Linked DNA regions of Homo sapiens: region 1 is linked to region 2. A link is a loop called in an ENCODE intact Hi-C map of the cell type or tissue named here. Cell type or tissue: natural killer cell. All regions are shown on one strand. Each heading gives the region's core, and the rest is flanking DNA. Links, peaks and the distances in the headings are about the cores only.

Region 1 (16,275 bases), core at 3,544-11,543, 57 kb after region 2:
CAGAATTTCCGTCATCTTTCCCTTTTGAATTTGATATTATTGCAGGAACATTACCACGGACTCAATTTTCACTTGACAGTGAAATACCAGAAGTCGTCTCGGGTCCGGAGTGCTGTCTGCATCCAGTCCCTGTTAATCTGCAGAAGGAAAGCATGGAGATGGGGTGGGTGGCCAAGCTGACACAGGCCTCTTCAGGCTGCTGGGAAAGGGTGCTCCCTGGGTGTGAGGCCCAGGAGTCCCTAGAATTGCATAGATGCAGCAGTGAGCAGCCCACCTGGGTGTGAATCATAGACTTGTTTTGAGAATTAAATGAGCAAATTTATGTAGAATGCTTAGGTCAGTGTCTGACACATACACCAGTGTTCAGTGAGTATTACCTATTGTGACTGTTTCTTCGTGGGCAAAGCAACATCATCCTTTCTCTGCAGAATTTGAAACTGATGTCAAAAGAAGAGGGAGGCAGCAGCATCACACATCAGAGGGAATTTCTTTTAGATTCATATACCGTTTTTCCATTTTCTCTTTTCAGTTTTTTTCTTTCTTATAAGAAAGACTCCAGATGTTGAATTTAAACTGGGGGATGTCTTCAATGCCATTGAATATATTGAGCGTGTAGGCAGGCAGTGGAAGGTGCTGGTTTTTTTCTTTTTTTTCCTTTTTGTTTTTTGAGATGGAGTTTTGTTCTTGTTGCCCAGGCTGGAGTGCAATGGCGTCATCTCGGCTCACTGCAACCTCCACCTCCTGGGTTCAAGCGATTCTCCTGCCTTAGCCTCCCAAGCAGCTGGGAATACTGGCATGCACCACCACACCTGGCTAATTTTGTATTTTTAGTAGAGACGGGGTTTCTCCATGTTGGTCAGGCTGGTCTCAAACTCCCGAACTCAGGTGATCTGCCCGCCTTGGCCCCCCAAAGTGCTGGGATTATAGGTGTGAACCACCACGCCTGGCGGTGCTGGCTTTCTTTGGTAAAACGGAGAAAAGCCTTGAGGGTTTAAGGAGGAGAGAGGGGAGTAAAATAGAGAAGAGGATCAGGAAAAGAAGAACAAGTTGAGGATATTTAATTATTTGAAATATTGTGAAACATGAATATTGATGAGAAGGATGAACAGGGATGACTAAGTGCAAGGCAGGGCGTGATGGCTTACCTTCCTCCAAGTCCCACCTGCTGTTGTTGACCCCATCTGGCCAGCCAGGCGTGAACCTTAGTCTAGCAACAATAGGGGCAACACAGAGTGCATCTGCTGCTCAATGCAGGGAGAGATGCACTCTTCATCTTGTACCTTCTTGCTGTCAACCCTTTCTCTTTTTTTCTTCTGCTCATTTCTTACCACTCTGTTTATGGTAACATTTGAGGGGGGAAAATACATCACCCTATGAAAGAACAGGGTGGCTGCTGACTTTGTACCAACAGCAGTGAACCAGGGCCTAGTTGTCAGCAACCAAGACCTCTGCTGACCCAGAAGCAGACAGGTGACCCTTTCACCAAAACTTCAATCATCAGTCTTCTCTTTTCTTTTTTTGAAACAGAGTCTTGCTCTGTCGCCCATGCTGGAGTGCAGTGGCGCGATCTCGGCTCACTGCAAGCTCTGCCTTCCAAGTTCACGCCATTCTCCTGCCTCAGCCTCCCGAGTAGCTGGGACTACAGGCGCCCGCCACCATGCCCGGCTAATTTTTTGTATTTTTCATAGAGACATGGTTTCACCATGTTAGCCATGATGGTCTCGATCTCCTGACCTCGTGATCCACATGCCTTGGCCTCCCAAAGTGCTGGGATTACAGGCGTGAGCCACTGCGCCCGGCTAGTTTTCTCTTTTTGTCGTGTCTACCTTCCTACTTGCCTCACACCAGTCAGTTGGCTTTCTGTGTCAAGCCTGAGGAATGAATCTCATGAAAGAGCATTGGGAGAGCGGAGATTTTGGAAATTGCTTTCAGAACACAAAATCCCACATGCGTGGGCTTGTTCCCTGCAAGCTTAATCTTGCCTGATGTATATGTGTACATGTGGAAGGCTGAAGGAAGTGCTATAAATGCCCCATTCGTAAGTATTCAGCCATCGTGTGCTGAAAGCCTGCCGTCTGCCGGACACTGAAATGTGGCCTTCACAGGCCGAGGGTCTTTAAGAAGCATGGCCGTGGGGGCTGAGAGCAGGGTGGGGTGACAGGACAGGTTACTGAGACTGAATTTTGTCTGAAGAGTAGGGAGAGCTGTAGTGGTTCCCCTTTGCTGGTTGTTGGTTTTTGTGTGCCCCCCCACCTCAAACCCCCCCACCGTAAGAGAATCAGAAGGGTCCCATCTGCCTTGCAGGGAAGGGTCATGGTTGGTGACTGGTAACATCTGGGGGAGGGGCCACTTCATTATGCCACCCAGAATATCAAAGCAGCTTAGGCGTTGGAACCCAGGGAAGGAAGAAGAGATTAAAAAAAAAAAAAAAAAGCCCCACTGCCAGTCGGGCAGCTCTCTGTCTGCTGTCTGCAGGCTGCTGCTACCCACTCGTTACAATTAAAATGAAGTGTCCGTCAGCGGCTATCTTCTCTGTGTGGCCCATATGTTTCTGAGCTGATACTGTCCGGATTATTCTGTTCGGGAAAACGATAACGGCTGTTTATAACCTTGGCAAAGACTGAGGCCTAATCAGGCTGGAGCACATTTTCACCGACTGGCTGATAACAGGCTGTTAGCAGCCTTATCGCTCGGGAGAGATAGGCCAAAATAAGCAGATCTGTGAGCACAGGAGCCCAATCGAGTGGTACACACTCTGGCCCTGGCTTTATTTTTAGATTTTCCTTTCCCGGTTGATATCGGAAGGCACAGAGGCAGGAGGTGGGGTGGATAGTAATGTGTGCCCCCTTGGGGGTCAGAGTGAGGTGGAGGGGGATGTTAATCACCATGAGAGGCAGAGGGTCAGCCCAGCTTCCAGTGCTCCGGGCTCCCTTCAAATGAGGGAAAACACGTGCAGGTCTTAGGAGACAAAGGAAGGGAAGTGACTGTTTCCTGGCCTGGTGTGTGGGCCCGTTGCCTGTTCCGTTCAGCGTCTCCGTGCAGTTGGACTTTCCACCTAGGCAGGCAGGCATAGGTGTGCGGTTCTGAAAGACTGGTCTCTTTCCACATTCTCTCCTGCTCTAGGGACTGACTTTTGCTTTCTGTCTAAATCCATTTTGCCTGGACGACGACTTCATGGCATCCCTCCAGAATGACTTGCCCTGCCCAACTCATCATCCTTACACATGCCTAGAGGCCAGATGATGGGTTAGGCTACGGGGAAAGGAGCACAGGCAAGTCTTGAGTGTGGAGATCCTTACAGTCTCCTTACATTGATTGAGGCTCAAGGAGGATGTCAGCAGAGGTCCCACCAAGTCATTCGTTAATGACTGACACTAAACCCCTGGGGAGGAGTTGTAAGTTTTCAGAGAAGTTTCTGCCTCTTGGTAAAACCTTCAAGGAAAGGCCCTTTGAACTTTTCTCTATGTAGTGATAGAGAAAAGCCAAACCTGTAACTAGCCTTTGCTTCTAGATGTAATTCTCTAAAATCTTGACCTCCAACATGGCTCTCCAACAGCTATGATAAAAGGTATGTGTAGGAGGTCAGGAACATGTGATTAAAATAAAAACAGGTAAGTTTCCAATGGTGATAGATAGACAGCAAGTGTCATAAAAAGAAGGGGAAGATTGAAGATATTGTTTGCATTAAAAAGTGGAGTCTTGTATTTTCTCCACATTCTGCATAAACCTTCCTATCTTAAAGTACATTAGGGTTTTTACTCTCTATTCTGTCTCTCTCCACCCCTCTTCTCCCCCTTCCTTCCATCCTCTCCTTGCTTTCTGTACAGCTGCCTGATTCGTGGGTCACTTTGTCTTCCTAAGACTGAAAGAATCAGGTGGTGGGAAAGAGGGGAAAGGAACCCGTGCATGGGGGAGGGGAGGCATTTTCAGGGGCACACAGATTGAAGTAGGCACAGAAGGCAGCAGAAAGCATTATTACCATTATCATGCTAATCTATTTACAAGGCCCTTTTATTCATTAATCTTTGAATAGCAGAACTGTTCATACAGCCTGAAATAAGAACCACCTGTGCCTCTAGGACCAAAAAATAAAAGTATTAAGGACAAATGATATGTCGAAGCAGGAAGGGAAAAATTAAATATAAACAAAAGGATTCAAAGCCATTTCTTCTGTCATTTAGATCGTCACATATATGATTTCACAGCTCACGTGTTGCAAAATGGCCAGCTGACTGGCAATTTAGGAGACATCATCCAAGTTCAGAGAACAGCTCTGGGGAGGGTTCCAAATGTTGTGAAATTATTAAACAGTTTGTTTTTAAAGATCCAAACTAAGGTTTTTCTACACTAATTCCTATTATTCTTTTTTGGAAGTAAGCACTGATAAGCCAAATATAAATGATTTTGGTTAATGCTCTAGATTCCCTGATTAACTCAATAAAGAAATCTTTTATATTGTCTTCACAGAATTCATAGTAATATAGAAAGCCAAAGCCGGTAGGGATCTTACATGTATGATCTAGTTCAAGCCTCTCATTGTCTATTAAACCTTTAATTAAGAGTTCTTTACATGTAGGCTAAGCCCCCGTTTGTCACATCACACATAGGTGAGTTACATTATCGTTGGAACAGTTATTCTTACAGGGAGCAATGTAGTTCTTGCAAACACTTATTACCCTGTGTTATAGATACTTAGCAGGGGCTGAAGGGAGATGTAGGGAAAGGCTGCAGCCTTCCTTATATCATTATTTTAAGATAGGAGAGATACCAATTAGAAAGTCCACTGAAGAAGATATTTAGGCCTGAGCATCTTCTAAGAACAAATGCAATAATAGCCAGTGGAATGGAATAGCTTCCATATTCCTTTAGGTGGGACTTTAAATTCTCTCAATAACAATTCATATTAAACGTCATTCCCTTTGTCAAGAGACTGAGTTCTTTAGTTCTGACCACCAAACCTTACTGTTCACAAGTGTTAGAATTATGTCGTCCTAGAGCTGGAAGAACCCACTCTGAAGACTACCCACTCATTTTGTAAAGGGTATTAGAACCCAAGAAAGGGGATGGACTTGACCAGTGAGTCTGAACCAGGACTGGAGCTAGGATATTCTACCTTCTAGCTCAGTGCTTTTGCATCTTTTTGATGACTATTTTGTGATTTAGTTCTATGATGAAGCATTCAAAATAAATCCCTTAACTGTCCATGCCACTGTTTATTCATCTGTAAAATGAAGATTGTAATTTCCCCATTGATTTTTTTTTTTTTTAAGTTCCTCAAGAGCTGGGACTGTGCCATCCATCTCAGTATTTCCCAAGGCACCTAACTCATAAAGTGCTCTACACACAGAGCTGCTCAATAAATGTTCACTATTGAATAGTTGAATGAATGAATGAATATGACTTTTAATTGGGCTTTGCAAGTGATGACTCCTTCAGAATTAAATGATTTTTCTTCTAAGTTGTGTGCACATTCTCAGCCATTCATTTGTTAAATATCTTTCAGGAGAAACAGTGAAAAATGATGATGATGTCTTTGGTAGTATATGGAAGACCTTTCGGTACTGCAGAGGTCTGATTATAATCATGGAGTTTTGTTATTGTCATTTGTTTTCTTTGTAGTTGGTTGTTCATGAAGACCTGCGAAGGCCTAGTGATCTTGAGGGTCAGTTGATTTTGAGGTTCTCAGTAGCAGGAGTTGGTGTATTCTTAGCTGCCCAAGAACCCTCCCCAGCATATTGCTATGGCATTCTTGTCATTTGTCCTGAAGAAGGGAAGAGACAGGACCATGCTGGGGGACCTTATCTATCTAACTCCTGTTGTTGTCTAGTGCTTAGAATAATACCTGGATCATAATAGGTATTTGATAAATAGTTGTTAAATGGATAAGTAATTGCTGAAGGTCTACTTTTGCTTGACTAGCTCATGCCTTCAAAGTCTATAACTGGACTGGATGACTGTTCTCTTCTAAAATAGGATTTTGTGAATTATTTGAGTCTATTTCTCTGACTCAGAAGTCTAAGCCGGGATAAACTCTTCCTCTCATAGCATAAATTCTACCAGTTCCTTAAAAATCTGTATCTTTGGGTCTATAACTCGCACTGGCCAGGACCATTTGTATTCCACGCCTCCTCTCATGCCTACACTATGAGATGATGGCTTACAAAGGCCTATTGCCCACTTATACTTCTCAAAGCAGCCATTCAGAGAGGTCAGAATTTAAAGCAGAGATTATTTTAGTGGGGAGGTGGTGAGGAGGGTTAACAAAATTGCTGTTTTATTGGATCTAACTTGCTTTTCAGAAGCACGTGACTGGCATATTTGGGTCATTAAATATAAAGACATTCTGCTTATGAATTATGCCAGCAAGATGTTTTCAGATCATACAAAAACAATGTGTGTGGTGACTGCCAAGTAGTGTTTTTATGTGTATGTCTGTACACACCACCCACTGATCTATGCAAGGCAGTGGTGCTTTGCACTAAATGCCACATCGTTCCTTCTGGGATCTCAGAACCTTTCATAAACAGTCACTTAAGACTCTAGTGAGTTAAATAAATAATAAGATCCTTACCCCCTTGAAAAGAATATGTAGCCTACATATTGAAAAATTAGGCAATTTAGCCCAAGGCAGAATGAGCAGAGAAAGCATGACCTGGTGAGCCAGACCTAAGTGCCAGCAGCAAGAATTTTGATCTGTAAACATTCTGATGATGGCAGATGGCAGTGCGGCCTTGAGAGGGGCTTTCAGTCAATCTGCAACCTTTTATTCTGTACCTGATAAGTCTCTGGTACTGAGTTAGAAGCTGTGAAAGGCCAAGTGTGGTGGCTCACGCCTGTAATGCCAACACTTTGGGAGGCCAAAGCAGGAAGTTCGCTTGAGCCTAGTTTGAGACCAGCCTGGGCAACATGGGAAATGTCATCTCTACACACACACACACACACACACACACACACACACACACACACACAGAAATACACGAAGAGAAGAAAAAAAAAGAATCTATTAACGAAAAAATAAAAGCCAAAACATGCATAGTATCTTTCTTACAAGACCTAAAAATCATCCTTTCAATTTGTTGAGCACATCCTGGGTGCCAGACAGTTCAACATGGAACATAATTAAAACATTAAATACTGGAATACAGACAATATGCAGTTTCGGAGACAGAGAGCAGTTAAGTTTCAGGGTGTTTGTGGTGGGGAGTTGATAGTTAAGAGAAAGGAGTTGAGGCTATGAACTGAAAAATGGGCACGGTTGAAGTCAGCAGCAGGACATTATATTTGAGAAGAACCAAATACACGAACGCAGAATGGTCAGAAAGAGGACAGCATTTTTATAGCCATTTTCTCTGCATCTCAGTTTTTGTACGGGTAAAATAAAGGAAGTGATACTGGTTAGTAGTGTGTCACCACCGGAAGGATAGCTGAGGGTGACTAATATGTTCATAGCTGCCAGGATGAGAGGCTCAGTGTTTCACATGGCATTGGCATTAAGGTTCTTGGGTTTTATGAGGTCCTGTTTAAGAATATGACACTGGAGGTATTTCTTTGGAGACTTTTATTTGCCTGTGGTGTGTTGTGATCAGAACCACTCTTTGGGAAGAGAGAGGCTCTTCTTGGCCACAGGGTGGGTACAGATTAGCAAATGCAACCATATTGGGAAGGAACGCTTGGGTGTTCTGGTGGCCCTTCCCCTCCCAGACTGAGCTCTGTCTAGGATTATCAGGCAGGTGTTCAAATAAATAATGCAGCTAAAAATACTTCCAGCAGCAACTGGGACTTCTGTAGCTCTGAGATGGTCGGAGTATGCATTTCAGCTACTCGAGCAGGTGTGCAGTGGCTCCAGAAACTTAGAACAGACACACCCCTGACACATCCTCAACATGGACCAAGACCTCATTTCCAATGGAGAAATGAAACAAAGCATTTATTTCATCTAGTCTTACCTGGAAACAGGTGTGCCTTGGCTGAAGGCGTCAGAGGTAGAGCTCAAAAACAAGTTAATAGTCATTGTCTAGGGGAAGATGGTGGTTTCAGAGCAGTAAGTGGTATTAATATTACCTGCTCCCTGTCCAGGACTTGTTCTTCACTAAGAAGTAGTACCTAGCATAACTTCAGTGAGAAGATAATCTATAATAACATAATAATAACAACTGTTAATATACTAGCAATCTTTTATTAAGCATGTACTGTGTCAGACACCATATTTGTTGATTTAATTCTCAAAAAGAATATCAGGGCAAATGACATTATCCCCATTTGCGTAGATTCAAAACTGAGGTTCAAAGTAAGTAAGTATCTTGCCCAAGGGGACACATGCTTTAAGTCACAGAGTTGGAAGTCAGATCCAAGTCTGATTCCTAAACTGTGGATAAAGTTGTGTTTCCATTTGGACTTACCACGAATGTGGCATGTTTTACCTTCTTTTTTGACTCTAAATTTGCCATATACATTAATGTGTAATAAAAACTTGCATTGTTGGCATTGCAGCATATTCAAGGTAATTTTGGAGAATCTAGGTGTTTTGGGCAAAAGAATTCATCATACACAACCTCCACAAAGATAGCCATGCCTGGGGTGAAAATCTTCTGCCAATTAAAGCTTCCAGTTGTATCACATTTAGGAACTTTGAGGACATAACTCTGAGTGGTCAGGGTGGGGTGACCTTCACTAATGGGCGTTGTTCCCATAGGACTAACTCTGGTACATATAGGCTCATGAGGAATACCTGACAACCAGGGGTATTTAAGATTTGGGTGACAAATGGAGTGTTCAAAATGGTTCTGTGGAATCACTGTGCTTCTTGTTATCACATGAGTTTTCACCTGGCAATGACATAGAAGCACATGGGCAGCCAAACTCTGGATTGCCTAGGCTTTGAGGATGAGCCCAGCCCACCTCTACCGCTTCGTAAAATCAGAGCCAATGACAGAGGTTGCCTGACTGATGGTTGCCGGAGACTCAGAATGCTTTTGACTCTTTGACTTTGTGTGAATATGGTGGAGATATTGAAAGACTCTTATCATTGTGGCAGGAATTAGTTTTGAAAAAGAGGTCTGTTTCAGAATTTTAGATTTCAAAATGTAAAAATGTTGTGACTTGCAAGTAAGGCATAATTTTGGTCTCTTAAAACTGAAATTGTTTTCCTATTTTTCTAGTTTTCATAGTAAGTCCCTCTCCTCCAAGTTGAATCACACTCAGCTTTACTGAGTAAGGAGGGGCTCACCCTCAGGATCTGGCCAAATGACAACTTTTGGCTGATTAAAAAAAAAAGTGTTTCAGAATTCTACTCAGCCTTGCTCACAGGCAATGACCCCGTCAGATCTGATAAACTGAACAAGCTAGGGGCTACCAGGAGCTGCAAAAGAGACCTACACAGAAATGCCAGTCTGTGAGAGAGAACAAATGGTTAGGATGGTGTCCCAGGAGCAAGCAACTCAATGATGAGCCATTTTTCTATCACTCTCCTTCAGGTTTAAATCTGGGGTAGGGTTAGGAGAAATTCTTCTGTCTGTGTTTCATTCTGTTAGAGGTAGGGTTAGAAAGCTCATGGTCTGATGTGTAGAGTCAATTGTGGAATGTGAACCATGATTCTGAGTATAATGAAGTTCTATGACAAATATACAGCCAGAACCTGGACATCAGGAAGTGGTAGCCATTTTTACTTGTCCTGAGTAAAAGCTTTAGGCTATTAATTGGCTTTGTAAATATTGTCTCTACAGGAAATCAGGGAGTAGGTATATGGCATATTATAATTACCTGGGGGCCTTTTTAATATTTGTGCATGCTCTGAATCAGAATTTCTGGATACGGGGAGGCGCAGGCATTTGTAGTTTTGGAAAGCTCTCCAGGTGATGCTATGCCATGTCCCAGTGAATTGAGACCTGTTGTTTTAGATTACTGTTAGTAATGTTGTTTTTGTCTTATCCAATGAATATACCCACATTGGCACACTCTTTCTGTCATCGAATTTGGAGGTGTCTGGGCACTGGAAAGCACATGGGGGGTATGTGTGTGTCTAAAGTGTGCGTGTGTATACATGCATTCATTTGTTTTCTGAGGCACACGGTCTGCTGCTGGCCCTGTGACAGGTGATCAGAGCAATGTGGACATGGCAAGCCTGGGCAAACTCACTCTTCCCATTTCACCCTGCCTGCAAACAGAGTTAACATCCTCAAGGTAAAGCTCTGAAATCCCACGCTGACCTTTTCGTGAAGCATTATAATCAAGTTGAACATTTCCAGTTTTACCACAAATGCTTGCCCCGTGGGAAAATACTTCCCTACATTTTATGACAATTGATTCTGATTTTGAGGAACTAATTTGTATCGAATGCAAAATGTCCAGCCTCACATGGAAACTGGAAAGTCCCCTTGTCCAGACAGGTCCAAAACTGTGTTTTTATTGTAAAGACAGGGGAAACAATGAAAGATTGTGTTTTTTGTTTTAGAAAATCCTTCCTTCATTGTTCTGCATACTTCTGTATTTTATTTTTTTTAACAGTCCTGTGGGTTTAATGACCACAGGCAATTTTGTGGATATCTGGGGCTCATGGGAAACTTCACCATGTCTGGATTCTAAGCTCTTAGATGCCAGAGCCTACTGGATCTTTTACTGTATGTGAAGTCACCCGTACTGCCAAGGATCCTGAAGTGAACATGCTGACCCCTTTGAGAGATTCTTGGAAATATGACTGACATTTTCTACTGTGCAATGAAAGTCAGCATTTCCCTCCCCACATTATAGTTCTGGCCACAAAGGAAGCAATGCCCCTAGAACTCTCTGATGTATCTGAGAACCCTGGAGGCTTCTGACTTCATTTGGAAGAAGTCATGGAAACAAAAGCTGCTACTTCTCAGGCTAACATCTGCTGACATAAACAGAAGCCCCTCAAGGATACCTTCTGCCAGTGACCAAACCGGGGGCTCAAGTGAAGAAATATTATCATTAGACCTGCCTCCAGGTCTAGCTAATGTCTTATTCAGTATGAATAGCAGTGGCGTTTGGGCAGGGAGGTGATGAGATGCCTATTAAGGTAACAGAGGTGTCCAATGGAACATTGCTTGTTTAGCCTTATGACCTCTGTCCAAGGGAGGGCTTCCTCTGTACTGGAACTGTGGTTGACTTAGGGTTTCTGCGGTTTCCTTCCTGAGGTATATTTACAGTGACTGTGCCTTCATTGCAACAAATTTTAGGTTCATCCTCTTGAGCAGGGGGAAGGAGCCTCTCTCTTCAGAAGCATGTCAGGATATCTTTGGTAGGCATCATGTTCTGTTTACTTGAACCAGTGAGAAGATGGCCGAGCAAGCAAGGATAAGTGTACGTGTCTATAAAGGTTTCTTCTAATCCTGCGAGTCTGTAAGCATTCTAGGGTTCATCGGAAACTGTCTACTCCCATTTCTGGAATTTGCCTCTTGGCATCATCATGCAGGGGGCTTTTTCTAGTCATGCTTTGTGGTGGAAAGGTCAGCTGAGCACGGAGGAACAGGGGACTCACTGCTTTTCTCCCCTTTGGGCCCTTGAGCAGGCATTTGACTGCTGCATATGAACCTGGGAGCCATGGGGTCTTAAGGCTTTCTACTTGATTCTCAGTGTGGCCAGAATTCTGTTTAGGGCACTGCTCCAAATCTCGGTGACACTCCATCTGTAAAATTGGGTGGCAGTGTAGTGTGTGTGTGTGTGTGTGTGTATTTTCTTATACAGGACTGGAAGAGAATGGAGGAAGAAGGATAATGACTTAAAAGCGAAAACAATTGAATTCTTTGAGCTACAGTGCTGTGTCCTGAGAGTGCAGTTATTTTCCACTGCAGTAATGCTTTCAAAAACATTTATCTAGCTTCTCTCACTTTCTCATTTGCTGTCATTGGTGTGAAAAATCGAGTTACCAGAAGGTTCACCCATGTTCCACAGGTATGAATACTGAACGTTTTATTTAGTGTCTCATTAACAGCTGGCCTGTGGCTCCTCCTTCTCGGCTTGACTCTGCCCTGTCCAGGGAAATGGGGAATCACGCTTAAGGATTAGCAGGGTGCCTATTTTCACTTACAGTGCTTCATTCCTGTGTTCATGTTACCTATTCCCTTTACAAAATATGAATGAGTATCTTTTTGTGACAGGCTATATTCTAGGCACTGAGGATCCAACAGTGGACAGAACACACAAAGTTCTTACCTTCATGGAGCTTCCATTTTAGTGAAAGAAATAGAAAATAAATATGACATGATATAAAATGATACACTATCCTATATACTACTAACATCTTTTAAACCCAGTTTTATATCTTACCCCCTGACCGACTCTTTACAGGTCCTGGCTCCTGGGCAAATGGTGCCCTGTCTGTCTATGCCTGGCTGTCACTGATTATAGATATCTTCAGGGCCTAAGCTCATGCTCTGCAACCATTTTCTGTTACAGAATCTTCTTGCTGCTCATTGAAGCCTTAATCTCTTATGCTGCGATCAATGGGTGGGCACCTTTCCCATTTGGATCCTCATTTTTTAATCCCTGCTGCCTCCCTCAATGTCATCTGGTTCCATTTTTCTTTATAGACTTTCAGGTCTACTGTACCTGCTGATTACTTAGTGGAGAGTGCTGGACATCTCCCTTAATTAATTCCATCGATTTGAAATCCCACAAGGTTTGGGGTCTTTAGATTTCTGAAGCAGCTAAATGGAATGTCTAAATTCCAACCTTTTCCTTCTACAAATTGTTTTGCCACAAAGTTACTGGGAGAAAGTGCTGTGGTTTTATTTATTTGAAGAAGTATATTAATCCACAGAAGACTCTGCATGCCTAACTGGGCTTTTTGTATACAAAATGGAAGAAAAAAAGATGTTTGGATCTCTCTCCCTCTCCTCCTCTCTCTTCCCCTCCTCTTCCACTGACCATCAAGATTCTGTTCCTCATTCTTTTCTTTGTTTTGGTCATTTTTCTTCTTTGTCACTTACTTTCATGATGCTTATCCAACTAAGACCATGCCTTAGCAACCAGTGATTTCTTGAACCCTTTGAAGAAGGGTATGAACTTCACAAAGGGTGCAGAAGCACTGCTCAGGACTCCTTTTTGAAGAGCAACTGCCCAGGGTGATTTCCAAGAGGATTCTTCCAAACCTTATAGCCGTGATCTTGTTGAGTTATACATGTATGATTTTTTAGTACTCCCTGTTAACAGTAAGCATGGAATTTCTGGGGGAGAGTCATCAGATGTATCTTAGGGTCATATGGTTTGCAGAAATGGTGAACTTTCTATACAGAGGTTCAGAAATCAGCATGGAAAGGAGCTTTAGAGATTAGGAGCTCAATGCTCTCATTTTATAAATGCGAGGATGGTGTAAGGGAACTTGTACTGATTGAGCACCTATCATGTACCAGATTGTACATGTACCCAGATTGGGCATTATGCATCTGTCACCCCCAAATAGTGAAGTAATATACTGGACATATTGGACACTCCTACTAAAACCCAATCCCTTTCCTGGCACCAGACTACTGCTTCTTAAACCAAGAAGCCAAAGAGAGGGAAGAGAGGCACAGTGCAGAGGAGTTTCTTGGGCTAACTCTTTAGAGGCTTATGCTCCACTCTACCTGCTAAGCTGTCAGCAGTTGTGAACCCTTCCCAGAAGCTGGCAGTCTCGCAAACACTGGGAGGTGGCCAGACTGGATGTGCTTGGAGCATTGGCAGTCATCAAAGAATTAATGTTGGACGAGCAGGGGTGGCGGGCATATGAAAGGGGTTGCAGGGAGAGATAGATAGATGAATATACAAACCCTCAGTCATGCCATCTGACCATCTGAGGTTGTGTGCATGGTGGAAGGCCAAGAAACACATTCAGAGAAGGGGCGTGGACTTGTCTAAAAGGACGTTTTCCTTTCTGCCTGGGCCAGCCAGGCGGCAGAGCCCTGCACTGCCTGTGACTGAGGAAGACTCTGTTGCTATGCGCCGGAAGCTTAATTTTATTATTGCTCTCCCCTATTTAATGTCTGTCTCTCAGGCAGCTGGTGATGTTTTAATGAAGCTGGAATTGTATAGTCTGTAGCGCTGGATAATCATAAGCTGCCGAGTCAGAATCAAATTAATAATTCATGAAATTAAAGTGTATAATTAATTTGAACTGTGCAGATGAGAAGAAGGGCCAGAGCCCACAGCCTGGAAGGAGCTGAAGTGTGGGGAGTGTTTACTGAACTCAGCTTCTATTTCCAAATAATATAATCTGCATGCAGGTTAGGGGTAGTCTGTGGGTCTACCTGAACACGTATGCTTACCAGAAACAAGGTTCTTTCAACTAAAACCTGGAATGACTTTCTTAGAAGTTCAAAAGCATTTTAATTGATTTTGATTTACCCTTCCCTGGCCCCAAAAGAATGTTGTTTGAACAGAAAATGTGATACTGGGTTACAAGTCTTTGTTGCATGGAGGTCCTGCAGAACGTGCCATCAGAACCGTTGCTTCTGCAGTTCAAAAGGTCGTAAGTCAAATCCAAACATTCAGGAACTCTACTGAGCTTCCAGGCCCATGGATTTCTCACCCGTAAGTGCTCTTTCTCTTTCTCCCTCTCTCATATATGTATGTCATACAAACAGAAAATACAAATGACTTCTCTAGCCAGGCTTCCCTTGGCCACTCTTTTGGCTTCCCTGGGCCACAATGGAAGAAGATGAATTGTCTTGTGCCACATATAAAAATACACTAACACTAACAATAGCTGATGAGGTAAAAGAAAATCACAAAAAAATCTTATAATGGTTTAAGAAAGTTTGTAAGTTTGTGTTGGGCCACATTCAAAGCTGGTCTGGGCCGCATGTGGCTCATGGGCCACAGTTGGACAAGCTTGCGTCTAGACAGTGTTAATGATATGTTTCATGTCTAATATCTTATTTTTCTTCACAGATGCCCATTGCAATAGCTGCAGATTTTTTTTTTTTTTTTTTTTTTTTTTTTTTTTTTTTTTTAGTGCCCATTCTAGTAGCAACAAAATGAGGGGAAAGCAACTCAAGTGCCTCATTAAAATGGGGAATGGTCTGCAATTTCTAAACCACTCTTCCTTTCTTGTATTCCTCTTTCAGGCAAATATGCAGCATTCATCTTTGTTGCCTCTCCAGGTGTGAGAGGCAGTGTAACATCCAGGCTGTTTACATAACTTGCGGAGTGTTTTACAATGTACTCTGCAGACAATTGCTCGGATCCCTTTATTGTCTTTTTAAAGATGCCTATACAGGTGGGTCCTTTTTCGGTTTTTGAATGATGGATGCTGTGGTATCATAGGAAAAAGAGGAATCTCTGGGTTAGCTTTTCATTAGAAAATCCTTGTCATGTTTAAGCTCCTAAGCAGGCAGCTTGAACCCCCCACCCCCTTCCTGCATCCAGTAGACTTGCAGGGAATGAGAAGGCAAAACCAGCATCTGTGATTGTCCATTCTTCTTTGTCAGGCCTTTCAGAGTTCCTGTTCTAGAGGGACAAATGACTGGAGGCCATGATACAGACTAATGGTGCATAAGCCCCCAAAGGTTTGGATTGAATTGAGGCTCAGCTGACTTCACATTTTTAGGTCTTCAGTATGTTTATTTGTCCCTCACATAGCGGCTTGATCTGTCTGCCTGTGTGTTCACATAGTTAACCAGAAACGCTAGGAGGAAGTTGTACCAGTGGGATACCTCCTTAGGATTCAAGGGCCTCCCGTGTAACCATGTTCTGCACATCAGCTCTCTTTGCTCCTCTCTTGATCTGCGTGCTTCCCCTAACTTGCTTCTGCTTGCATGGCCTTATCTTCTCTAACGCCTTTCTGCTTCCGTACAAGTTTCAGCCACTGGTGGTTTGCCAAACTGGCTGATTACCCATAAACACACAACATGGTTCTGTTTTGCTCCTAGCAATCCTTAAACCATTGCATGTCTAACATTCTCAGACTAATTCACAAATCAGAAACATCTGATGCCCAACCCATACCAAATGCATTTCAGGGCAAAAATTATGCTCCTATAATGTCTGGCTTCCTGTCTTCAAGGCACTTTGCTTACATGACTGAATCCTCACTGTGAGGTGTAGCTATCCATCATTTTTGAGCAAGAAAGCCAAGATGGATAAATAAGTGACTTGCCCAAGACAACTAGAGTGGTTGGCACCATGATGGGATTGGTTGTCTTATTTTTCAGTTGGTACATGGAGTCTTCGATGACCCCAGGATTTGGAAATGAAATTTAACCACCTTAGAGCTTCTGGAATTTTCTTCTCTTGTGTTCAACTGAAAGTTTCTGACTGCCCTGGGTGAATTAGATGTTA
Region 2 (16,275 bases), core at 5,229-13,228:
AGCCCAGCCCAGGCATGTCAGCTCCCACCCCAGCCTCCTTGTACCTCCCATCTCTGAAGGAGGGTGATGAATTCGGTTTCCACCAACATTAAACTGATAAATGAAATTTGTATGTTAAAACAATGATAATTTAATTGTATTTTATTTCCTTCTTTCCCATCCACACTTGGATCTCACCCCCCTCCCCATTACCCACCCTTCAGCTTTGGGGAGGGGGTGGTGGAGGCTGTGCAGGGGAGGGGGTGGTGGAGGCTGTGCAGAGGCGGGGGCATTGCAAGCTGTCGGTTTGCATTGTGCGGACGGGGAAAGGTCTCTACCTGGCTCATTTTGTCCCCTTTGCTTAGGCTGTCACTGCTGACAGTCCTCATGTTTATTTCATCTCGCGTGGTGGCTGTCTCGTTTCCCTACCCTCCGATGTCATTAACGCACAGAGAGCGGGCCCTGCAGTGTTGAGCCTAATGAATTCCGCTGTGGCTGCTCTGCTCCCCACCTCGTTACCAAAGCTCAAGGTGTCAAATTAAACCCAGCCTAGAGAGAAAGAGAAAGTGCAGGAGAGAAGCAAGAGCAGGGGAAGAGGGAGGTGCAGAGAACACATAAACAACCCTCCAAAAAGAAGAACAGTTGAAGGTGGGGGGAGAAGAAAGGAGGGGAATGAGACAGAGAGGAGCCCACAAATGGGTGACTTTCCTCCTGCGACCAAATCCACTTTAAGCATGGTGACATCCATGACTCACAGCAGGACCTAATGACCTATTCTTCCCCGGGTGGGGTTTGTACCTTGGCCTTGGCTGCGGTTTGTTGCTTTTTCCTCGTTGTCTGGTTGATTTATTTTCATGGTTTATGCAGATTGGGCACCTCGCAAAGCAGACAGAGCAAGTAAGAGGAGTCAGAGCTTATGGAGGGAGGGTGTGTGTGTGTGTGTGTGTGTGTGTGTGTGTGTGTGTGTAAGGAAAAGTAGAAGCCAAATGTGAGCTCTTGGTTTGGTGGCTCTGATCAGCTGTGGAAATCTATGTTTCAAAATGGTAGAAAGAGGAAATCATCACTTTTTTTTTTTTGGAGAGGGAGTCTCTGTCACCAGGCTGGAGTGCAGTGGCACAATCTCAGCTCACTGCAATCTCCGTCTCCCAGGTTCAAGCCAGTCTTCTGCCTCAGCCTCCCAAGTAGCTGAGATTACAAGCATGTACCACCACACCCAGCTAATTTTTGTATTTTTAGTAGAGACGGGATTTCACCATGTTGGCCAGGACGGTCTCTATCTCCTGACCTCGTATAAATTTAAATAACCCCTGTGGGGGTACTCTAGCAGATTTTCCTCCCCTCACTCCACCCCAATTTGGAAAATAGTGATTCATTTCATCTCTTTTCTATATAACCTTGTGTCATTTACAAAGCATTTTCCTTTATATTATTGGCATTTTATATTTGGGGCATTTTGTTGGAGATGACCATTAATAGATTCTTCCCATTCTACAGATGGGAAAAATGAGGGATAGAGATGTTAACTTACTTGCTCAAGGTAATAGAACTAGAAGGTGAGAGAAGAGGGTTACATTTCAGATCCTCCCTTTCCAGAATTCAGTGTTTTTCCCTTATACCACTAAACTTCCTAGATTTTTGTCAAGAGGTGGGAGGAAGTTAAAAGATAAATAAGCTTGTGAATTTTAAAACTTGAAAATTTATATACAGCAAAATAGTTAGACCTAAAATATACAGTTTGAAGTGTTTTGACAAGTAAATATACTCATGTAACCAACACCCCTTTATCACCCTGGAAAGTTTCTTTCAGCCCCTTTTACTTCTCTTACCACCCGCACCCCCACCGCCATAGTTTATTTTTGCCTGTTTAAACTTTTTTTTTTTTTTCGGACAGAGTCTCACTCTGTCGCTCAGGCTGGAGGGCAGTGGTGCGACCTTGGCTTGCTTCAATCTCTACCTCCCGGGTTCAAGTAGTTCTGCCTCAGCCTCCTGAGTAGCTGAGATTACAGGTGTGCGCCACCACACCCGGCTAATTTTTGCATTTTTTGTAGAGATGGAGTTTTGCCATGTTGGCCAGGGTGGTCTTGAACTCCTGACCTCAAGTGATCTGCCCGCCTCAGCCTCCCAAAGTGCTGGCATTAGAGGCGTGACCCACCACACCCAGCCTTGTTTAAACTTTGTTAGTAGAATTACACAACATGTGTACTTTTGTACCCGGCTTTTACTTATCACACTGTTTCTTGAGATTTATCTGTGTTATTGCTTGCATCAGTACTTCACCCCTCCTTATTATCGAGTGGTATTCTATTATGTGAATACACCACAATTTTTTTATCCAGTCTCACTTGTTTTTTTTTTTTAAATCTTTTTACAATAATTTAGTATGTAAGATACAATTTTTTTATAAGCGTTTTAGAGCACATGGGTGATGGCCTGGCTCCCTGAATTCAGTGGCAGGGCCGTGGTGCTGGGCAAGAGGGATGAGTGAGGGGCTGAGCATGGTGCCTTACACATGTAATACTAGCACTTTTGGAGGCTGGGGTGGGTGGATCACTTGAGGTCAGGAGTTCGAGACCAGCCTGGCCAACGTGGTGAAACCCCGTCTACTAAAAAACAAAAATTAGCCAGGCGTGGTGGTAGGCACCTATAATCCCAGCTACTTGGGAGACTAAGGCAGGAGCATCGCTTGAACCGGGGAAGCGGAGGTTGCGGTGAGCCAAGATGGTGCCACTGCACTCCAGCCTGGGTAACAGAGTGAGGAGTGAGCTGAGGCACAGGGCAGACAAAAGCCTGTCATGGCCGCACCTCTCAAACCTGGGCCCACAAACCCATACTTTAAATGGCTTGGAACTTACTTGTTTCTTTGCTTGGGGCTCATTGTCTGCTTCATTGTCCTTGGCTATTTATAACAATAGGTGTGACAATAGAACAGCCTGTTCCTTCTTTGGAGTTTTCTGTGTTAGTTATTTGATTTTAAAATTCTGCTCCTTTTTCCCAAGATTAAAATGGAATTTTGTTTCTGATAAATTTTTACCATTCTTTTCCAAACAGTAGAGTCAACTCAAGGATATCACAAATCGGGACTAGAAATTGCTGGCAGATATTCCGTAAACACAGTGCATTGGGGGTAGGGTGTCTAGCTCTAATATTTGCATTTTGTAGATGGGGACAATATGAAAAACTTTGTCACTCCACTAAGATTTTTGGCACTTAGAATGGCAAGAAAATCCAGGTTCCCTTACTTATAATGTAGTGCTTTTACCTTGAACCAAAAAGGTAGGATGTGCGTGTGTATTTCCAGGGTCTCTATGATTTGCCATTTGTATTAACAGAAAAGAGGCCCAGTCTTTGGAACTCTGGTTAGAGGTGACATCATGGCAAAACATCAGGCCTCAGGTTTCATTGATTTTAAACTTACTATGTCGTGTGATTATCTCATCGCTGATGGCCTTTGTCATTAAATCCACTGCTTCAGCTGGGTTGAACACATTTGAGGAGGAACAGGATCAAGAAGGTTTTTGAAAGATATGGACAAGTGATGTGAGAAATACTGGAATTTAAATTCTTTCCTTCTTTTTAAAACTATCCCTGGTGATATCTGTACTTTCTAAAGAGTCAAAATGGGAAGAGAATGGTCTGAGAGTGGAGATTTGGTGGCATCACATCAGTAGTTCTACTTTCTTCTCCATTCCCACACACATAAACTTCATGAAAATAAACTCAGTTATGTAGCATTTAAGGCCTATTCAGAAAGGATTCAGTTGTAGTCAGTCAATGGAAGAACCAAGATAGTTAACCAAGTCTTAAGCATTTCTCTATTCATTCAGCAGCATTTATCGAACTGGGTATAAGAAATAGATAAAGCCAGCCTCTGCCATCAGGAGCTTGTGATTGGGGAGTAATGTGTGATGTGATCTGTATTATCACAGAGGGGAGCACAGCATGTGATGGGAATGGAAGATGGGCTCCTAGCGTGGCCTTCTTGGGTCAAGGATGGCACGCTGGATTGGATAACTCAGGGGAAGAACTGATTTTATGGAAATTATCCAAAGGAGTTATTCATTAATTTAGCATCTCTCTTCCCCAGTCTCTGATGTGTGTTTTTTTTTTTTTTTTATTTTTATTTTTTTAAGACGGAATTTCACTTTTGTTGCCCAGGCTGGAGTGCAATGGTGCGATCTCAGCTCACTGCAACCTCCACCTCCTGGGTTCAAGTGATTCTCCTGCCTCAGCCTCCCAAGTAGCTGGGATTACAGGCATGCGCCACCACGCCTGTCTAATGTTGTACTTTTAGTAGAGACGGGGTTTCTCCATGGTGGTCAGACTGGTCTGGAACTCTCGACCTCAGGTGATTTGCCCACCTCAGCCTCCCAAAGTGCTGGGATTATAGGAGTGAGCCACTGTGCCCGGCCTCTGAAGTCTTTTTTAAACTGCCTGTCTTCTACAGAGCACCATGCTATGGGAGTGTGGTCTGGCTTTGGGAGTAGAAAAGTCCAATGTTGAGTACAACATTGAGATACATGGCTGTTGGGACCACTCTTAATCTTCCAAGGATGACCACCATTTCTTGTAGTGGTTTACTGAGACAGTCAAGACAGTGTGAATATTTCTGGTAATGTTCAGTGAAATTTTTTCTTGTGATTGACTTACTGTTTGTGTTTGCTGATCTGGAACTTCAGTTGACCTCCTTGACTGCAATCATTTGTTTTGGTTTTGTGTGTGTGTTTGCACTGGGCTTTAGATTTGTAAAACATTGTATATAGTTAATGTGATGTAGCCTCCCTAAATCTCAGTGAATAGGATTTTACATGGCATCAATATGCAGTGAAACTACTATGATTGTCATAGTCTAACATGGTGTAAGGACCTGATGAAGATTTTGTATGACAAATGAGGCTATGGCTGCCTTTGGGATTAGTAGATATATGGAACAGGAACAAGAACAAGAAGGCATGTAGGATAGGTATTCACCATAACATGAATAGATGGAGATTATATAGACAGTTAGCCTTCAATTGCAGGTGGAGAATGGAATTAATATGGAACATTTAAAAATATTTTAGAAATGATATTTTTAAAAGAGAGTCAAAATAAAATGCTTTCATCTGATTATTTGACCAGAAATTGGGCTGCTTAATATAATGAATAATTGTTAGGATCTATCGATATGGCTACTCAGTGGTAAGAAGTGCCACATAAATATTGGTCTAATACATATATAATTATGTAACTCTAGCCAGGTAGCTGGATTAAATATGGGTAACAGCAAAAGCACTTCTGTCCTGATAAAAGTCTCAGTTACATTTAAATACTTAATATAATCAGCTCTTTTTCAAGTAAACAATAATTCAGGAGGCAAATGTTCAGTACATCTCATAGAAATTTTTTGTCTTAATTTGTTTGCCTGTACAATCTGCATTCTTCTTATTAATTTAATCCATATTTTGAAGTCAGAAAAGAATTCATCTCATTTGAGTTAGTTTAGATCAACATACTGATATTGCTGAATAGTTTCACTTCCCTGAAACTAAACATATCTATTCCTTTCGTCTTAGACAAATTATGAGGGGAAACCTGTCTGAAATTTGGCTAACACATGGTGTGCATTTGATGCCACTGGAGGATTTGCTTTGTCAATTTAAGATTGAGTGATGGCTATAGAGGAAAGTGACGGAAAAAAAAAACCTTCTTAATGTGAAATAGAAAGTATAAAGGACAATAAAATGCTAAAATGTACAGGAAATTCTTGTAATATGACTAATAATGTATGAGACTTGTAGAGATCAGTTCTGCTACAGGTATTCTTATGTTATATAAATGATATTATAATATCCTATTACATATATTATATTATCATACTATACCAAGAATAGATAATATTTTTCATCAACTGGTGATTCAAGTGTGAGTTTATACATGGGTTGACTGTGGATTGTATATATGATACCAAGCCTGTGTAAAATAAAACAAAAACCCCCTTCAAACTCCCATATGGAGTATTTGACTAAAGCAATAATATTAAGATAACATACTCTATTCCAAATAAGGATATAATTTGCTGTTTGATAAAGCAAAACAAAACAATGGAGTGTATTGGTACTGTTTTCCACAGAGTGGGAAGATAAGAACACATGTAGAGATGATAAAATGTCATTGGCTCCAAGAGACAAGCTTCCGAAATCCATGGTGGTTGAAGAACATCAAAGAGGAGCAATTATTTCAGTCATTAGGGCAGTTCCACCTGTTCTAATTGAACATTTTTAGGATGTAGAAGATGCATCATACATTGGTATCTATTCAGAAGGTGGGGACATCTGCTGTCTGTCATGTATCTGGGAGATGTTTATCTCAACAGGAGGCAATAATAATATGGTAAACCAAACCTAATATTATCATGATGCATTAAAACTGGGTTAATTGAAGCAATAAAATCAAAGTAACAGTAAATGCTTATACAACATGTTAAGTAATATTTACTTCAATCTTAGAAATGAAATGATAATTTTACATTCTAGCAGATGTATTTCTTGATACCTGTTCTGAGAGGACAGAAACAAGGCTCAAAATTCATGCAAGAGGCTAATAACAACTTAGTTGATAGTAAAATATGGAGCATTGGATGTAGAGTGCATTAACCTTCTTGTTTAATCTGAGTTGACCTATAAGTGGGCATATTGTTTTTTGGGGAATCGGGAGTTTTCTCAAGTAGAAAGAAGCCCCACTTTTCCTTTGATAGGGTACCAGTCAAGGAAATAAATGCTCTTTTTTCTACCTGAGTTAGATTTGCCTTTCATTTGCTCACCCTGATCTGTGTGGCTTTATTGACCACTACAGTTTAAGCCCATGCAACCTGCATGCTGTGCAAGAAAGAAAGGTGATGGACAGATAGTCCCAGAGTTAAACTTCTGGTGCCTTTGCCACTCCATGTCTTGCCATCTTATCATCATAGTAGCTTTGGGTATGGCCTCCTAGCAGCTTCATTGTTATGCCTGTGGGCATTCGTGTCCCACTGTCAGGCAGATTCTGGGGGACTGGGGAGCCAGAATGATGGGTAGCAGGCAGGTGGTAGATGGGGAGACCTAAAGTCCAAAAGCTAGACCCCTTCTCTCTTAACTCATAATGGCATTCAGAAGTTGTAATTATTTCACAAATAATAAATGAGGTACAAAAAAAAAAAAAAAGAAAGACTGGAATTTAAAATAAAAGCCAAATCAACCTTACAGCCCATGCGAATTCTGCAGCCACTGTTTAGCTCAATTGTAAAAGTGACCCTATACCCCAACACCAGTAAAGCAAGTGCTGCCATTTCCAAAGGTTCTCATCAGCCTGTTGTGGAGCTCAACTGATTGAAAACTGCTTTTTATCTGCTGTGGTCGTAGGGATTTCTGGCAATTTCAGTTCTTGCCTTTCCAAGAATGACCAAAATAAGTACAGATAATTACTAGAGATAAAATATTAGAGATCTATTAATACAGATAATGGCTGTGACATTTCCTCAGCATCAAAAGCTGTGGCACTACAGCTTTTTCTCTGGATTGCAGCTTGATATCCCCGAGTGTGTTTGACACTATATAAGTGTATACACAGCATGGTGTCACATGGTTCTTAGAGTCAAAACTGTTTGGCATTCCAGCCTGCTACATATCTACATATGAGGTTGGTCTTTATGACCTTGGATGGGCTATTTCACCTCTCCAACCCTCAGATTATTAATCTGTAAAATTGGGATTTTAATAGTTACCTTATAATAATAACAGCCAATATTTATTGAGCATGTGCATGCCAGATACTGTTATTACCACTTTACATATGTTATCTGTTACCCTGTGCACTACAACCTTTTGAGGTAGAGGCTCTTATTATCCCCATTTTATAGCTGAGGAAAGAAAAGACAGAGAGGTTGAGTAACTTGCCCTGGTGGATACAGTTATTAAATGACAGAGCCAGGATTTGATCTCAGACTCCATGATTTCCAGTCGTTGTCCATTCCCATTGTCTCACTAAGACTCAGGAGGACCAGTGGCAATCCCACATATTAACCTCATAGCACAGTGTCTGATGGGTAGGAGGCACTAAGAAAGGGCTGATTCATTCATCATCTCTTTTTCCCTACAATGAACAATGTCACATGGACACAGAGAGGGAATATTTCTTTCCCTGAATTGTTGGGAATTAGGTTCGTTGTTTTAAGCTCTAGAAATCACATCCTGAGAATGTGCCCAGATTTGCAGATATACATCGATTCACATCTCAGCTGGAGAGGGTGAAATACCATTTGGAATTCTGCATCCAGATCTTCTGAGGGAAAAGGGGGTAAATCAAAGGCATCCACAGATCTTTTCCTTTTTAGTTACAGACCTGGAAAAGGCATTTTTCTGCCACTTCCTCATTGGGAATGTAACTCTCCTCCCTCTATATTAACAAAGCTGTAGCATATGTTTCCCTTGTGTTCTTAAATCACCTTACATAGCACCAAACATGTGCTGTACATCCAAAAAATGGTTGTTGAATCAAGTGGAGTTCTTTGAGTGAGCAAGGGAAAGTTGGGATTTGTACCGAGGAAGCAGCAGGTGAGTTTGGGAAGGACATCTTTTTGCTATGTGAGTGGACACCTCCATTGGCTTGGGTGGCTGCAGAACCTGCCTCCCCCTTCACACATCCTCCCTTGTTCCCTCTCCCTGGCAGCTTAAGCAAGAGCACTAAGCTTGGCCAGTTGGAACGCCAGCCATGCCCAGTCTTGTGTTTTGAGGGAGCTAAGCAGAGAGACAGGATTACTACAGATGCCTCAGAGGTAGCAGCAGAATCGAGGGTGGTGGCAGTGGTGGGGATAAGTCCCCAAAGCCAGCAGTACCAGAGTCTGTCTCCTAACAGGCTTCCTCTGGCAGCACCTTGGTTGTATTCTCAGCTGTCTGTGCTTATTTTTCTGAGCTTGATTCTCCAGGTTTCCTGTTGACTCTGAGAGGCACTGCCTATCTGTCCAATAAATTCCTTTCCTGGGTAGGTGAGCCAGAGTCCACTTCTGTAGTTTGCAACCAAAAACCTTGACAGGTAGAAGTTAGGGAAAAATCACATGCTGTTTCTAAAACTACTCACCAAAGGAAAATGAGGAGGGGTTGGGGGCAATATTCTACAGGGTAGATGATGATAAGGACAAGGTTTTCTGAGTGAGCCAAGTATTTCTGGTAGAAAACAAGGTTTAAGCAAACTGGAGAAGGATTGCACCTGGCTTTGAAATATAAGGGAATGTTGTCTAAACCTGAAATACGGGTTTGGGCTTTGAATGGAGCCCTTTGGGGACCTTGCCTATGTGGGACATGCTGGGGCCTGGAGCTTTGGGGAACTTACACTGGGTTTGAAAAGCACCTGCCAGGGAGCTGAGGCGTCTCAGCTGCAGCTGACATGGCAGTGCTGAGACCCAAAACACCTGTGTGGTAAGACTGGCGAAAGATCAAGGACACTTTACAGACCTCCTCTTGGGATAAAGTGTAGGACCTGTGCCATTGCATAAATTCCTTTTATGTTAACTTGCTCCTTGTCACCCTATCAGCTAGATTAAAACCACAGTCAGTTGTAGTAACATCAGCAGAGGGAGAAGGAAGTGGTTTTGTCTAGAGGTCACACTTAGTGGTTATACTGACGCCTGCTGCCATTGCTTGCTTTTCTTGGTTGACAGAACAGAGCAGCTTTTATGTACATCATCCTTGACTACAGCTCTTCAGTGCCTTTGCTAGTCATTGAGGTTAGAAAACCAAACATAGGATGATTTTTTTTAAAGTATATTATTTCTTCTTCATTTTAACAATAATATAGATTGTGGTCTGTGCCTACAAATAACATATCAGTTGTTCAGACTACTAATTCTCTTTCTAGGATTCATATCCTCTCCCCTCACAAATTCTGCTCAGCACTAAGTTACCTACCTTACTGGTGGAGCCAAGCACCTTGATGTATACCTGTACTATTCTGGTACAGGAGGAAACCCAGAGAATTGCCAGCTGATCACAGCTGAAGCCAACAGCTGATCACATCTGAAGGCAAGCATACTGCTTGTTGGTGTGCCTGTTCACCTTATTTAAGTAAACACAGACTGGAAGCAGCTGAGAGGAGAAGACTTTTACTATGTTTTTCTCTGTCTACCAACTCTTCTTTATTTGACTGTGAATTCTTCAGAGATTGAACCCTTGCATTTCTTATCCTTTAGTTCTTCAGCATCTATAGTAATGGTGGGGAAGGAATACTGATGTTTTGAACACCTGTGAATGAATCCAGCCGAGGGCCTCTCTCCCATGGGTGTGTCTGAAGGACATGCCATCTGGCATGAGGGATAACATTACCAATGGTTCATGTCAAAGAAGCCTCTACATCCTCAGGGAAAGCCCTGATATTGTGGTCTAGGGATCACCAGCAATTTCACTGTAAGCCAGTTTTTTTTTTTTTTTTTTTTGAGATGGAGTCTGACTCTGTCGCCCAGGCTGGAGTGCAATGGTATGATCTTGGCTCACTGCAACCTCCACCTCCCGGGTTCAAACAATTCTCCTGCCTCAGCCTCCCGAGTAGCTGGGATTACAGGCCTCCACCACCATGCCTGGCAAATTTTTGTATTTTTAGTAGAGACGGGGTTTCACCATGTTGGCCAGGCTGATCTCGAAACCCTGACCTCAGGTGATCCACCCACCTTGGCTTCCCAAAGTGCTGGGATTACAGGCGTGAGCCACTGTGCCCAGCCATAAGCCAGTTTCTTATATTGACCTTTGTAATTTTATTTTTGGTATTAGTTAATGTGTACATAGGCGTTATCACCTCATTGGAAGTTAAAAGAAAAGTAGTGCTAGCTTTTTAATTTTTTAAAAATTTATTTCATGTTTTCAAGCAGGGATAGGTTGTAGAGTAAAAACAGGAAAAAAAGGACTAAAGACCTAAAAATACACTTTCATGGAGGGCATCAATTGCCTAAATGTTTTCTTCTTGAGTACTTTCCAAATCCTAACAAATCAATTCTTCCCAGACTTGAAGAGCCCTCCTTTAAATACCTCTTTAGACCAGATGCAGGTGCAGTGGCTCAAGTCTGTAATCCCAACACTTTGGGAGGCCTAGGTGGGCAGGTCACCTGAGGTCAGGGGTTTGAGACCAGCCTGGCCAACATGGCAAATCCCTGTCTCTACTAAAAATACAAAAATTAGCCGGGTGTGGTGGTGCACACCTGTAACCCCAGTTACTCGGGAGGCTGAGGCAGGAGAATTGCCAGAATCTGGGGAGTGGAGGTTGCAGTGGGCCAAGATCTCGCCACTGCACTTCAGCCTGGGCAACAGATCAAGACTCTGTCTCAAACAAACAAACAAAAACTTCTTTAGTCTGTTTTTGGAAATTTCCATCTGACCAGACTCTGGGCCTTCTAGGAGACAGGGTGTAGGCAGAGTTAATAGGATTTTTGCAGAATACCTTGAAGCTGTGGGAAGCCCCAGTGCATCCTTTGCATTGCAACCAGTACCAAGCCGACTATGCATTTCCTCAGTCAGTTGTGATGGTCTGATGTCAATTCCTGTTGGTTCAGGGTCCGAGGAGCCTTCTTCAGCTTGTTCCAGATAAGCCTGAAGCCTCCCTGAATCTGTGATCCCCTGTAGGATTCAGGAGTGTGAGCTTTGAGCATTCTGTGGATCAAGGCCTCTTGCACAGCCTGGTGGCAGTGAGATGCCTTTGTTCATGCTCAAGCACTTGTCTTTCCCGTAATTGCCTAGAGTTTGGTAGCTTCGTTGTTACAGTCACCGTCACCTTGTACTGTGAAGGTTTATCATTCTATGTCATTATGTGCATGCATGTGAACATGTGTGAACATTTATTTTTTTTCTTGTAGTGATGGTTAATATGCAGAACTTTGATCAGATATTGTTTTTCTTACTCCTGAACTAGAACTACCTTCTTCATTTATTATTTTATTATTGTGAGGGTTATTATAAAGAACTACAACTCTAAAATACAAATGTTTTGATGATATCATAGAAATACATTGGTGCTAACATCAGCACAACTAGTGAAAATATGTCTTGCCCAGCTGTGTAACTTTCAAATAGTTTCCCAGAAGCCATAGCCTTAAGCATGTCAGTCAAAGGAATGACTTAAGCAAATGGAAGCGTGCCTACCTTTCTGCCTGCCTTCTTGCCTGCCTGCCTTCCTTCCTGCCTTCCTTCCTGTCTTCCTTCCTGCCTTCCTTCCTGCCTTCCTGCCTTCCTGCCTTCCTTCCTTCCTGCCTTCCTGCCTGCCTGCCTGCCTGCCTGCCTGCCTGCCTTCCTACCTGCCTGCCTTCCTGCCTTCCTCTCTCTCTCTCTCTCTTCTTCCCTTTCCTCCTTCCTTTTTTCCTTCCATCCTTTATTTAGAGATTTGGTCAGAGTAGAAAGTATCTTAGTAGGATTGCTTCTCCCTATGGTACAACATGATGTAGTGTGATAATACATTACTGTTCATGATACGTAGAACCTGTTCAACATTACGTGCTTTGGGCTCTGGCCCATAGCTTGCCTGATCTGGGACCTGAACGTAAAGATACTTATCATCGACATGCTGTGTGTTCTTTAAAAGTAAAGCTATATCAAAGATACTTATATTTAATGAGATGATTGCACCTGTCTGTCATTGCAATTAAAACATTTATGAGATCATCAAACACCTTTTTGAGTGCTCCTCAATGTATTGCTCTTGGTATGATATCCTATCCATCATAGTCCTATGCAAATAATTATATTAGCAAAGTATGTTGAAGTGTGTTGGCGCCTTAAATAAAATATCAATTGCCAGGTACGTTAGGGGTGAACCCCAGGCCAACTTTCATAGTAGAGCTATGACTAATCAGATGGTGTTTAAGTTAATAACTCTTCCCAGAAGCCAAGTATTAAAGAAAGTGAAAGATGGTGGTCCTTTGTGTGGGAATCCAAGCACCTGCTGAATGGTGCCTGATTATTTTGTCAGGGGGTTTCAAACAGTCTCCCCATTTGTGACAGGTAAATCCTGAAAGAGCAAAAAGGCTGGATTGTCAGTCAGAGACTGAGCAGCCACTTTGCATTTGGTGAGTTTGTTGAATTACCTAATATTAATCTACATAACCAAGGGAAGTGTCTGTCTGTTCAAGAGAAGGACATAGATGTCTCAACTGAAACAGGTTAACTGAGGTCATGGAGTTGAGAAAGTCTGCTTTTTCCTCATCTTCATATAATGAAGTCTTTCCTTCTCATTATGATCTGACATTAACCAGCAGGCGGACCATGTCTAGGTGTCTTGACCTTTTGAGGTTATGTGGCTTCCTCTGTAAGATGAGGGAGTTTTTTAGTTGGTGTCCCTCTAGTCATATGTCTGTGCTGCCTTTGACAACTGGTGTTGGCCGTACCAAAACTGTCACCACAATTGGGAAGCTGTGGGAAGCCCCGGTACATCCTTTGTGTTGCCGCCAGTACCAAGCCAACTCTGGATTCCCACAGTCAGGTGTGACCAAACCAAAACTGACCATACCAAAACTAGTCACAATATCAACTGGCACAATGTATTAGAGTTTTTGGCTTGAGTTGAACTCCTATCATATGAGACAAGTCCTGGCATCATTCTGCATTATTCTGGTCGTGATGGTATGTATTAGTCTGTTTTCACACTGCTGATAAAGACATACCCAAGACCGGACAAATTCCAAAGGAAAGAGGCTTAATGACTTACAGTTCCACATGGCTGGGGAGGCCTCACAATCATGGCGGAAGGCAAGGAGGAGCAAGTCATATCTTATGTGGATGGCAGCAGGCAAAAAAAGAGATTGGGCAGGGGAACTCCCCGTTGTAATACTGTCAGATCTCGTGAGACTTATTTGCTATCAAGAGAACAACGTGGGAAAGACCTGCCCCATGATTCAATTACCTCCCACTGAGTCCCTCCCACAATACATGGGAATTCAAGATGAGATTTGGATGGGGACACAGCCAAACCATATCATAGTACAAGCTTGGAATCTGTGTTGCAGGGTCTTAGAAAAGAGACCATTTTGTAAAAGAGGGAAAAGGAGGACTGTGAACCTTCTTCAGTGGAGTTTGAATTCTGTAATAAATTCTGTGAATAGTTTAGCTACAATATTCCTGTCTAAATGGGAAAGACTAGATGATCTCTTGTACATTGGCAACATAGCTGTATCGGTCAGAAATTTTAGTTGTGCTAAAAATAATTCAGTCTGGCTACTTAACATAAAATAAAAAAGTATTAAACATTTTAAGAAACTTATTTAAAAATTTATTAAAATTTTCAGATTTTATTTTATTTTATTGATTTACTTTTTGAGTCAGAGTCTCATTCTGTCATCCAGGCTGGAGTGCAGTGTTGCGATCTCAGCTCACTGTAACCTCTACCTCCCAGGTTTAAGTGATCCTCCCACCTCAGACCCCAGAGTAGCTGGAATTACAGGCATGCGCCACTATGCCTGGCTAATTTTTTTGTATTTTTAATAGAGACAGCGTTTCACCATGTTGGCCAGGCTGGTCTCAAACTCCTGACCTCGAGTGATCCACCCGCCTTGGCCTTCCAAAGTGCTGGGATTACAGGTGTGAGCCACTGAACCCAGCCTAATTTTTCAGATTAAAAAAACAAAGGGACACTGGTTAGTTCATAGAATGTCTGGAGGGCCTGGCAGCCTGTGTTTGTAGCACCCAGCTACCCTATGGGGCTGTCTCCACTGGAAACACCTCTACCTCTGCTTCTAGCAGCCAGGACACTCAGGACCTAACATCAGGAATGTGGCCGCTTCCACCCCTAAACAACTACATAGCTTGTCATCGTGGATGGCAAAAGATTGAGTCCCCTAAATTAAACTGCTGCTTTTTAGAATCCAAGTGCTGGTGAGGCTTCATCAGATTCATGGGACCCATTTTATCTGCTTGTACCTAGTTGCAAGGGAGTCTAGGGTTTTAAGTTTTCTGGCTTGGCCTTGAGAAGATGGGACTTGTAAAGTAGGGAATTATCAAAATTGTCGTGCCTTAAAGATATTAGGCAGCCATAAAATTTTCGGTATGGGATTCTCAGTGTTGGGCAACTCCAGGAGGGAATGGTATGCACGACAAGATGGAGTTGAAGAGATACGGGATGTGACTCCTGGGTACCGTTCACTATTCCCACGAATCCCTCACCTCCCAGAGGATGTCCCCATTTGCAATACTCTTGGGGTGACTGTCTAACATAGTGGTCTCTCCTGGGGGTTTCTCAACTGCCACTTGGCGTCTCAGCCCTTCTTCCCCAAAGCCTCAAAAGCTAGATGGAAAGGAAAGAGGCTCTGTTCATATCTGCATTCAGTGGACATATTACAAATGCTAACAAAAGGCTTAAGTCCATTATTATTATTATTCTTATTTGTTGTTTTTGTATATAAATATGCCTAAGGTTTCAAAGATCCAGTGATGTATTTAGCTAATGCTTATGTTGTTATAATGTACTAGGGTGTTCATTCTCAGATTGGTCTGAGTAAGAAAAATGAAATAATGATAGCTGCTCTAAGAAGCCTGATAACAGATTCTGGCTGATGGAGCAAATATTCTGCTGCTTGATAAACTCATAGAACTGTGGGGCCTCTGTTATTGCTATTTTAGTAATGGAAATGTCCCTATACTAGTTTCCAAGAATATCAGTAAATAACACCTATGGGCCTAGGAGAGGTGCTGAAGCAAATGTGGAGGATGAGGGACGGGAAGGAGAGGATTCCTGGGAGTTACTGAATTTTTAAATTGGAAAGGGTTTTAGAGACTAAGCCATTTGCCTAAAGGAAAAAAAGTAGTAAAAATAAATAATAATTTACTACTTGCTACCTTCTACTGAGTCCTAATTATGTGCTGAGGTTTTTATTAGATCGTCTCATTGAATCTTCACAGAACCCTTTAAGGCAGGCAATGATTCTCCGTTTCTCAGATACCTAGACTGAGGCTTAGAGATGTTATGGAACCCTCTTTGTCACAGAGTGTGTTCTGTATAGAGCTGAGATTTGAACCCGAATTTGCTGTGAAGCACCAAGATACACCCTAAGAATAGAGCCTGACATCGTGTCTGTCTTAGGATGGTTCTGCCCATTCTAGTTAATTGCTTTGAAAACTTCATTGCTCACCCTACCCAGACTGACACTGCTTCTGAAGGTTTTTTCAGGCCAACTGCTCCATCTTCATGAACCTTGGCCTTGTGACCTTCCCTTTTTCTTACTGATTTCATCTAATCTTGCACTGGGCGTGTATTTAGTTCCTGTCTTTGCATGGCAATGAGCTAAGTAAAAAACAATGCAAGGACCTTTTTAGCTAA

What was found. A loop is a pair of places that touch in the nucleus more often than their neighbours do. Peaks named below come from ENCODE experiments on the same cell type or tissue, not always from the same donor. Only the 100,000 strongest peaks of a DNase experiment are listed, where the experiment ranks them.
Region 1: a loop joins it to region 2, with 4 times the contacts of the local background. A loop is called at or near these places in 4 of 110 quality-filtered maps.

Annotation. Positions count from the first base shown.
Region 1 is chr1:164,709,762-164,726,036 of GRCh38, forward strand. The region is part of intron 2 of PBX1 (PBX homeobox 1); the gene reads left to right. Among named protein-coding and RNA genes, the nearest start is that of PBX1-AS1, 57 kb to the right of the region's middle. RefSeq lists a silencer at 7,374-7,483. In natural killer cell, for the core only: no CTCF peak of the experiment used is centred there; no DNase peak of the experiment used is centred there; H3K27me3 peaks cover 3 bases.
Region 2 is chr1:164,651,025-164,667,299 of GRCh38, forward strand. The region is part of intron 2 of PBX1 (PBX homeobox 1); the gene reads left to right. Among named protein-coding and RNA genes, the nearest start is that of PBX1, 100 kb to the left of the region's middle. RefSeq lists an enhancer at 1-903. In natural killer cell, for the core only: no CTCF peak of the experiment used is centred there; a DNase peak (open chromatin) is centred at 9,597; H3K27me3 peaks cover 1,400 bases.